2 separate regions of the Homo sapiens genome follow, and region 2 is linked to region 1. Evidence: read pairs that join two places in POLR2A ChIA-PET (ENCODE). Cell type or tissue: OCI-LY7. All regions are shown on one strand. Links, peaks and the distances in the headings refer to the core of each region. The heading gives the core; the rest is flanking DNA.

Evidence for each region. Peaks named below come from ENCODE experiments on the same cell type or tissue, not always from the same donor. Only the 100,000 strongest peaks of a DNase experiment are listed, where the experiment ranks them.
Region 2: POLR2A ChIA-PET joins it to region 1 with 5 read pairs; 5 of 35 experiments call an interaction of 5 or more read pairs at or near these places.

Annotation. Positions count from the first base shown.
Region 1 is chr6:18,357,357-18,362,274 of GRCh38, reverse strand. No RefSeq gene overlaps it. Among named protein-coding and RNA genes, the nearest start is that of RNF144B, 28 kb to the left of the region's middle. In OCI-LY7, for the core only: a CTCF peak has its summit at 2,894; DNase peaks (open chromatin) are centred at 1,824 and 2,624; H3K4me3 peaks cover 2,236 bases; H3K27ac peaks cover 2,500 bases.
Region 2 is chr6:18,487,551-18,490,050 of GRCh38, reverse strand. No RefSeq gene overlaps it. Among named protein-coding and RNA genes, the nearest start is that of MIR548A1HG, 34 kb to the left of the region's middle. In OCI-LY7, for the core only: no CTCF peak of the experiment used is centred there; no DNase peak of the experiment used is centred there.

The DNA.
Region 1 (4,918 bases), core at 1,208-3,707:
CCTGTTGTCCATCTGTTTGCTGAGAATGTAAAGTTGTCTGGTTCCAAGTCAGAAAAGAGGATGAAATCATCTACTAAAGCCACATAAACAGGAGCCCCACAAAGGCACGCTGTGATTACACTACATAGCCATGCAGTGAGAAGCCAGTGCACACCTTCTATTATCTGGCTGGATCTGTGCAGTCATGGTGCCTTATCCCAGGGAGGCAAGTTCAGGGACCCAGCTAAACAAATGATGAATGCTGTAAAATTTATTCTCTATTTACTGCAGGTTAATGGAGAAGAAAGATAGGCACAGCGCAGTGGCTCACACCTGTAATCCCAGCACTTTGGGAGGCCAAGGTGGCAGAATCACTTGAGCCCAGAAGTTCAAGACCAACCTGGCCAATATAGGGAGACCTCGTTTTTACAAATAATCAAAATATTAGCTGGGTGTGGAGACATGCATCTGTTGTTCCAGCTACCTGGGAGGCTGAAGCCGGAGGATCACTTGAGCCTGAGAGGTTGAGGCTGCAGTAAGCCATGATCACACCACTGCACTCCAGCCTGGGTGACAGAGTGAGACCCTGTCTCAAAACAAACAAACAAATAAGTAAGATAAAAAAAAATAATGGGGGGGGGGGGGCGGGAAGAGCAACTCAAAGAATTGCATACAAAAAATAGTTAATATTTTAAATGTAGACATTGACTACATGCAATATCTATTTATCAACAATTGCAGCCAGCCATTCTTTCCACCCTATTCCTCTTCACCAGCCTCCTCTTTTTTTGAGCATCACTAAGGTCATAAAACTCACTACTTTCTACTCAGTCCTATCCTTCTTTTTGTACCATCTACTGCCACTACATCTTTCAATACCTGGAGCCCACATCCATCATCCACTTACATACCTCTATGTTGTCCCCCTACCTCCTCTACAGTAAGAGGAAAACAGAGGTTCCAGGGAGTACCAAACTTTAGAGAAGCTTAGGGGAATGAGTATCTAGAAAGCTAATGAATTCAGGCTATTGACCAGAAGAGTTCAGACTCTAATTTTAAGGGTAAGGTAAATTTCGAGGTCATAATTCAAGGTCAAATCAGCTATATTGTAGGCCAAATTATTATTTGCAGTTTGGCTAGAAACCTAAAGCAGCAAGTACAGTATTGTATCCAAAATAAAATAAGTTCCAAGTTCTAAACAACTAGAACGCTAAACATTTAGGAACCCTAAACATTCGTAAGTTTGGGACCACCTACAAAAAATGTAACAATAATTTTTTCCTCTTGAGTTTCCTTTTCTTTACAGCTGTAGAAGAAAACAGAAAGTATACATGTATGTAACTGGGTGTTGAGATTTGACCCCCTTCCATTGGAGCTACTTCAATTGAGAAAAGAGTTGGTGACCACCATTTGTTCCTAAGAGCCCTCGTGAATTTATTCTTCTCAGTGTGCCCAATGAGAAAAAGTGGACCAACTTCTGGATAAGTAGTGACAACTGGGAAAAGGACTCTCAACATTATCATAGAGAATAAGCACAACAAGTTTGGGGAGGGGTTTATATTGGCAAAGGGAGTCAGTTGGAGCTGTAGCCCAAGTGAAAAGTTGAGCTCCAAAGAAAGTGGGTGATTTCTTTTGAGCAGATACTCTAACTGTATTCCTATATGAGACAGGTGGGGTGGGGTGGGGGAAAATCAGGCTATAAGGAATGAGATTGTGGAAACAATGAGGATGTGTTTCAAAAGAAGAAAATCACTGACATGTCAGCATATTGGCCACACCTGTCCTAGTCTTATTTGCTCTTCAAAGAGCTATAATCATGGGTCAAACAGGAAAGGAAACTATTAGACTTCTCCATGTAACAGAGTACACAGAATAGGCTGCAGCCATACCAGATGAGTGAGAAAAGACTAGAGTCACACATTCCTACCAGTCAAAACTGGTGCCATGAGTGGCAGCCATGTCTGGTTTATGTAATTCTGCCTTCTTGGCTAAAAGCTGATTGGACTCACGATGGATGTCTGTTGAAAGGAGAGCCAGCCAGGTGCAGTGGCTCATGCCTGTAACCCCAACACTTTAGGAGGCTAAGACAGGATGATTGCTTGAGGCCAGGAGTTAGAGACCAGCCTGGGCAACAGAGCAAGACCTTGAAAAAAAAAAAAAAAAGGAAAGAATGAAAGAAAGAATGAAGGGAAGGGAGGCAGGAAGGAAGGAAGGAAGGGAGGAAAAAAAGGAAAAAGAAAAGAGAAAAGAAAAGAATTAGCTGGGCTAAATTAGCTGGTGGCATGTGCCTGTAGTCCCAGCTATAATACTTAGGAGGCTGAGACAGGAGGGTCACTTGAACCCAGGAGGTCAACACTGTAGTGAGCCATGATGGTGCCACTGCACTCCAGCCTGGGTGACAAAGCAAGGCCCTGTCTTAAAAATAAATAAAAATACAAATGAAGCAGAGTCAATCAGATTTTCCCTACTAGGAATTTGGATTTAGGGACAGCTCATCTCTGTGCCTGGTCAAAGCTGTGCAGCACCCATATTCTGTCATCTACACAAGCAGCAGAGAAAACTACAGACAGAACATAAAGCAGATGTGCAAGACAGGAGGGAAGAGTCAGAGGAACAGAACTCTAGCTAAACAGTTCTCAGTTCCAGTTCCTCCTAGAAGCCAGCTGGAGTCCTATCTTTAGGTTCCTCAAGAGACTCCTTGTCTTTAAAACAACTTTTCCTTTTTTAAAAAAGTAGTTCAAATTTATTTCAGTTATTTGAAACTAGACACACCTGGAGTAAAACCACATTACCAAAAATTAAAAGATGATTCTGCAATGAAAAGAGCATAGACTTTTGAATCTACCAATGCTGGGTTCACATCATGGCTCCCCTGAATATCAGCTGTCTAGTCCAGAGTAAGGACATAAAACTCACTACTAGTTTCACAGCCTGTCTGATCCTAGGTTTCCTTACTAGAAAATGCAGATAATGAAACATCCCTGTCTGACAGCTTTGAAAAGAGTTGTAGTTCTCCCAGCATGGAGTTTGAGATCTGAGAACGGACAGACTGCCTCCTCAAGTGGGCCCCTGACCCCTGAGTAGGCTAACAGGGAGACACCTCCCAGTAGGGGCCGACTGACACCTCATACAGCTGGGTGCCACTCTGAGATGAGGCTTCCAGAGGAAGGATCAGGCAGCAACATCTGCCGTTCTAAAATATTTGCTGTTCTGCAGCCTCCGCTGGTGATACCCAAGCAAACAGGGTCTGGAGTGGACCTCCAGCAAACTCCAACAGACCTGCAGCTGAGGGTCCTGACTGTTAGAAGGAAAACTAACAAACAGAAAGGACATCCACACCAAAACCCCATCTGTACGTCACCATCATCAAAGACCAAAGGTAGATAAAAGCACAAAGATGGGGAGAAACCAGAGAAGAAAAGCTGAAAATTCTAAAAATCAGAGCACCTCTTCTCCTCCAAAGGAACACAGCCCCTTGCCAGCAACGGAACAAAGCTGCACGGACAATGACTTTGATGAGTTGAGAGAAGAAGGCTTCTGACGATCAGTATAACAAACTTCTCCGAGCTAAAGGAAGATGTTCAAACCTATAGCAAAGAAGCTAAAAACCTTGAAAAAAGATTAGATGAATGGCTAAATACAATAAACACTGTAGAGAAGTCCTTAAATGACCTGATGGCACTGAAAACCATGGCATGAGAACTACGTGACGCATGCACAAGTTTCCATAGCTGATTTGATCAAGTGGAAGAAAGGGTATCAGTGATTGAAGAGCAAATGAGTGAAATGAAGCAAGAAGAGAAGTTTAGAGAAAAAAGAGTAAAAAGAAATGAACAAAGTATCCAAGAAATATGGGACTATGTGAAAAGACCAAATCTACATCTGATTGGTGTACCTGAAAGTGACGGGGAGAATGGAAACAAGTTGGAAAACACTCTTCAGGATATTATCCAGGAGAACTTCCCCAACCTAGGAAGGCAGGCCAACATTCAAATTCAGGAAATACAGAGAACACCACAAAAATACTCCTTGAGAAGAGCAACTCCAAGACACATAATTGTCAGATTCACCAAAGTTGAAATGAAGGAAAAAATGTTAAGGGCAGCCAGAGTGAAAGGTCGGGCTACCCAAAAAGGGAAGCCCATCAGACTAACAGTGGATCTCTTGGCACAAACCCTACAAGCCAGAAGAGAGTGAGGGCCAATATTCAACATTCTTAAAGAAAAGAATTTTCAACTCAGAATTTCATATCCAGCCAAACTAAGCTTCATAAGTGATGGAGAAATAAAATCCTTTACAGACAAACAAATGCTGAGAGATTTTGTCACCACCAGGCCTGCCTTACAAGAGCTCCTAAAGGAAGCACTAAACATGGAAAGGAACAACCGGTACCAGCCACTGCAAAAACATGCCAAATTGTAAAGACCATCGATGCTAGGAAGAAACTGCATCAACTAACGAGCAAAATAACCAGCTAACATCATAATGACAGGATCAAATTCACACATAACAATATTAACCTTAAATGTAAATGGGCTAAATTCTCCAATTAAAAGACACAGACTGGCAAACTGGATAAAGAGTCAAGACCCATCAGTGTGCTGTATTCAGGAGACCCATCTCACGTGCAGAGACACACATTGGCTCAAAATAAAGGGATGGAGGAAGATCTACCAAGCCAATGGAAAACAAAAAAAAACAGGGGTTGCAATCCTAGTCTCTGATAAAACAGACTTTAAACCAACAAAGATCAAAAGAGACAAAGAAGGCCATTACATAATGGTAAGGGGATCAATTCAACAAGAAGCACTAACTATCCTAAATATATATGCACCCAATACAAGAGTATGCACATTCATAAAGCAAGTCCTTAAAGACCTACAAAGAGACTTAGACTCCCACACAATAATAATGGGAGACTTTAACACCCCACTGTCAA
Region 2 (2,500 bases), core at 1-2,500, 130 kb before region 1:
GTATTGTTTAAGCTTGTTTGAACTGGGTTTTCTATCTCTTGCAACCCAGAGGAGCTTATCTGATGCAACAGAAATTAATATTATTCTCTTTGAAAGACATAGATTTCCTTAAAATAAATGGTAAAATAATATAAACTTGCATGCACCAAAGGAGCTCAGTAAATGCACCACTGATTAGAGTCAGGGAGCTTGAATTCTACATGAAAATTTGCCTGCAGCTTCTTGAGGCCCTAACCTCTCATGCTTTATTCTTCTATCTGTAGATTGACTCTACTCCTACCAACTCATTCCTTAATGTATAACATAGTTGCTAGTTATAAAGTCTGGAAAGAGTTCTATTGTTCCTTTACATGTGCAGTTATTTAAAAACATTTATTATTTATTGAGCACTTACTATGTGCTTGGCAGTAGGTGTCAAACACAGAGAAAAACCTGAGATATGTTCTAGGCCAAAGTTTGGCAAACCGCAGCTCAGGGGCCAAATGTGGCCCCTCTCTTGTTTGCATAAATAAAGTTTTATTGAAACACAACCGTACTGACTCATTTATGTGTTGACTGGCTGCTTTCACACTACAACAGCACAGTTGGGTTGTAACCACAAAGACCGTATGGCCTACAAAGCCTTAAGTACCTACGATACAGCACTTTACAGAAAAAGTTTGCCAACCTCTGTTCTAGGCTATTTACCACAGCTAAATAAACCTCCCTTCCCTGAAAAACTGTAGCAAAGTATCTTTCACTCACTTTGGTGTAATGCAGACCCAAATGTCAAATTACTTCCCTAGAAAATAAGTATAGGAGGGAGAAAGAAAAAAATTTTAAACATAAATTCAAATGAGTACACTTTTAGTTTCCAGAATTAATTGGTACCACAGATAAGATTCAGGCCCTGTGAACCATCATTAAGGTCTTCCTTGAGAGAGGAGGGGCAGAAACTGTCCTAGCTGGTGTCAGTGAAAATCCAAGTGCAGGCAATATGACTCATTACAAAGAAAAGAGGTTCGCTTGGCTTTTTTTCTCCTTCATCCTTTCCCCTTGCACAGTTTACTTCTCAGAACAAGATTCTGGTTTCAGAAACTATAGGCAGAGACTAAGATAGATAGATAGATAGATAGATAGATAGATAGACAGACCAGCTTATTTCTAAGTATTAATGCAAAGGCTAAAATCTAGAAATTAGGTTTCTGATTTTTTTTGTATTGGTCTATGATGACTCACAGGTAAGCTTCTAGACTAAATAAACTGTTCAGAATAGTTCCCATTCCCATTGTGCATTCAAGGTTTTCATAAAGCTCTTTTGCAGTACCAGGAGGATTAACACCATAATCACTTACATTGTTATACCGTGGAGTGGAAATACCACAGGCCATTGAGGCCAACAGTTGCCTGTTTCAACTTGTTTTGCCACTTACAATGTGCGCAACACAGAAGAATGTATTTTTCTCCCTCTCCTCTGAAACGCAGTTTCCTTAAGAGTATGTGGAATATGAATCCTCGTTTTCTAGAGTTGTTAGGGAATTGGATGAGGTCACGTGGGAAAGCATCTAACACCGTTACAGGCACAGAGCTGTGTTTCCATAAACATGGTTTATTTCCTTCTCCCTATATCCTTCTGTATCTGAGCAAATGAAAAGCATGCCCTAGTCTGAACAAGAGAATCACAACTTCCTAATATTCAGAGTCTTTCCTGTGTTAAATGGAAAACAAAAGTTACAAGTTGAGAGATACAAAGAGATTTAATTGTGTTCCGGGACTTTCTCCTCATTACCTCAACTCCCAACCCCAAGATCAAAGATGAGAATAGGTTTCTATTTGTACATGAACAGAAAGCTGCAGGCATCAATCAGTAGTAACCACTAATGGAAACTTGGCCACTAGTACCCTCTCTGAGTCTGTCTGACACATTTGGATCTAATTGGCAGTCTGCTTTAGAACAGCCAAAAAATATATTGTCATACACATCATGGATCAAAACGGAGGCAAACTTGCTCACAGCCACAGGGTTTTGGTTGCCAAAATTAGGCAAGCAGGTCTGTGGGTTTTGTTTCAAACAGGTAAATGCTTGCTAGCTTATTTAGAGAAAACCTCTAAAAGATCCTGATTTAGCTAGTTTGGATCCAAAACATGAAGGGACAAGAAAAAGCATTCAGGGTGGCTGGCATCTTGGGTGGTCAGAAGGAGAGACCAACCTATTATTTTCATCCTGCCTCCAAGTAAATTGGAAATTAATTAATATTTTCTCTGGGCTTCTGAGTGACATAGGTTTTTCAGTAAGAGAAGTGCCCCAGGCCTAAGCTCGGAAATGTCAACTATACCTAAAAATAATTTAAAATTCACTATGTGTAGGACAAAATGAAATTTCTCCTTTTAATAAAAATCAACAAAAAGAATGTGTCAAGTCCAATATTACACAAAAATACTACAATATTACAAAATTACAAAAAATACTACAATATTACAAAACAATACACTTTATGGTCGAGCAGAAGGTAAATGATAA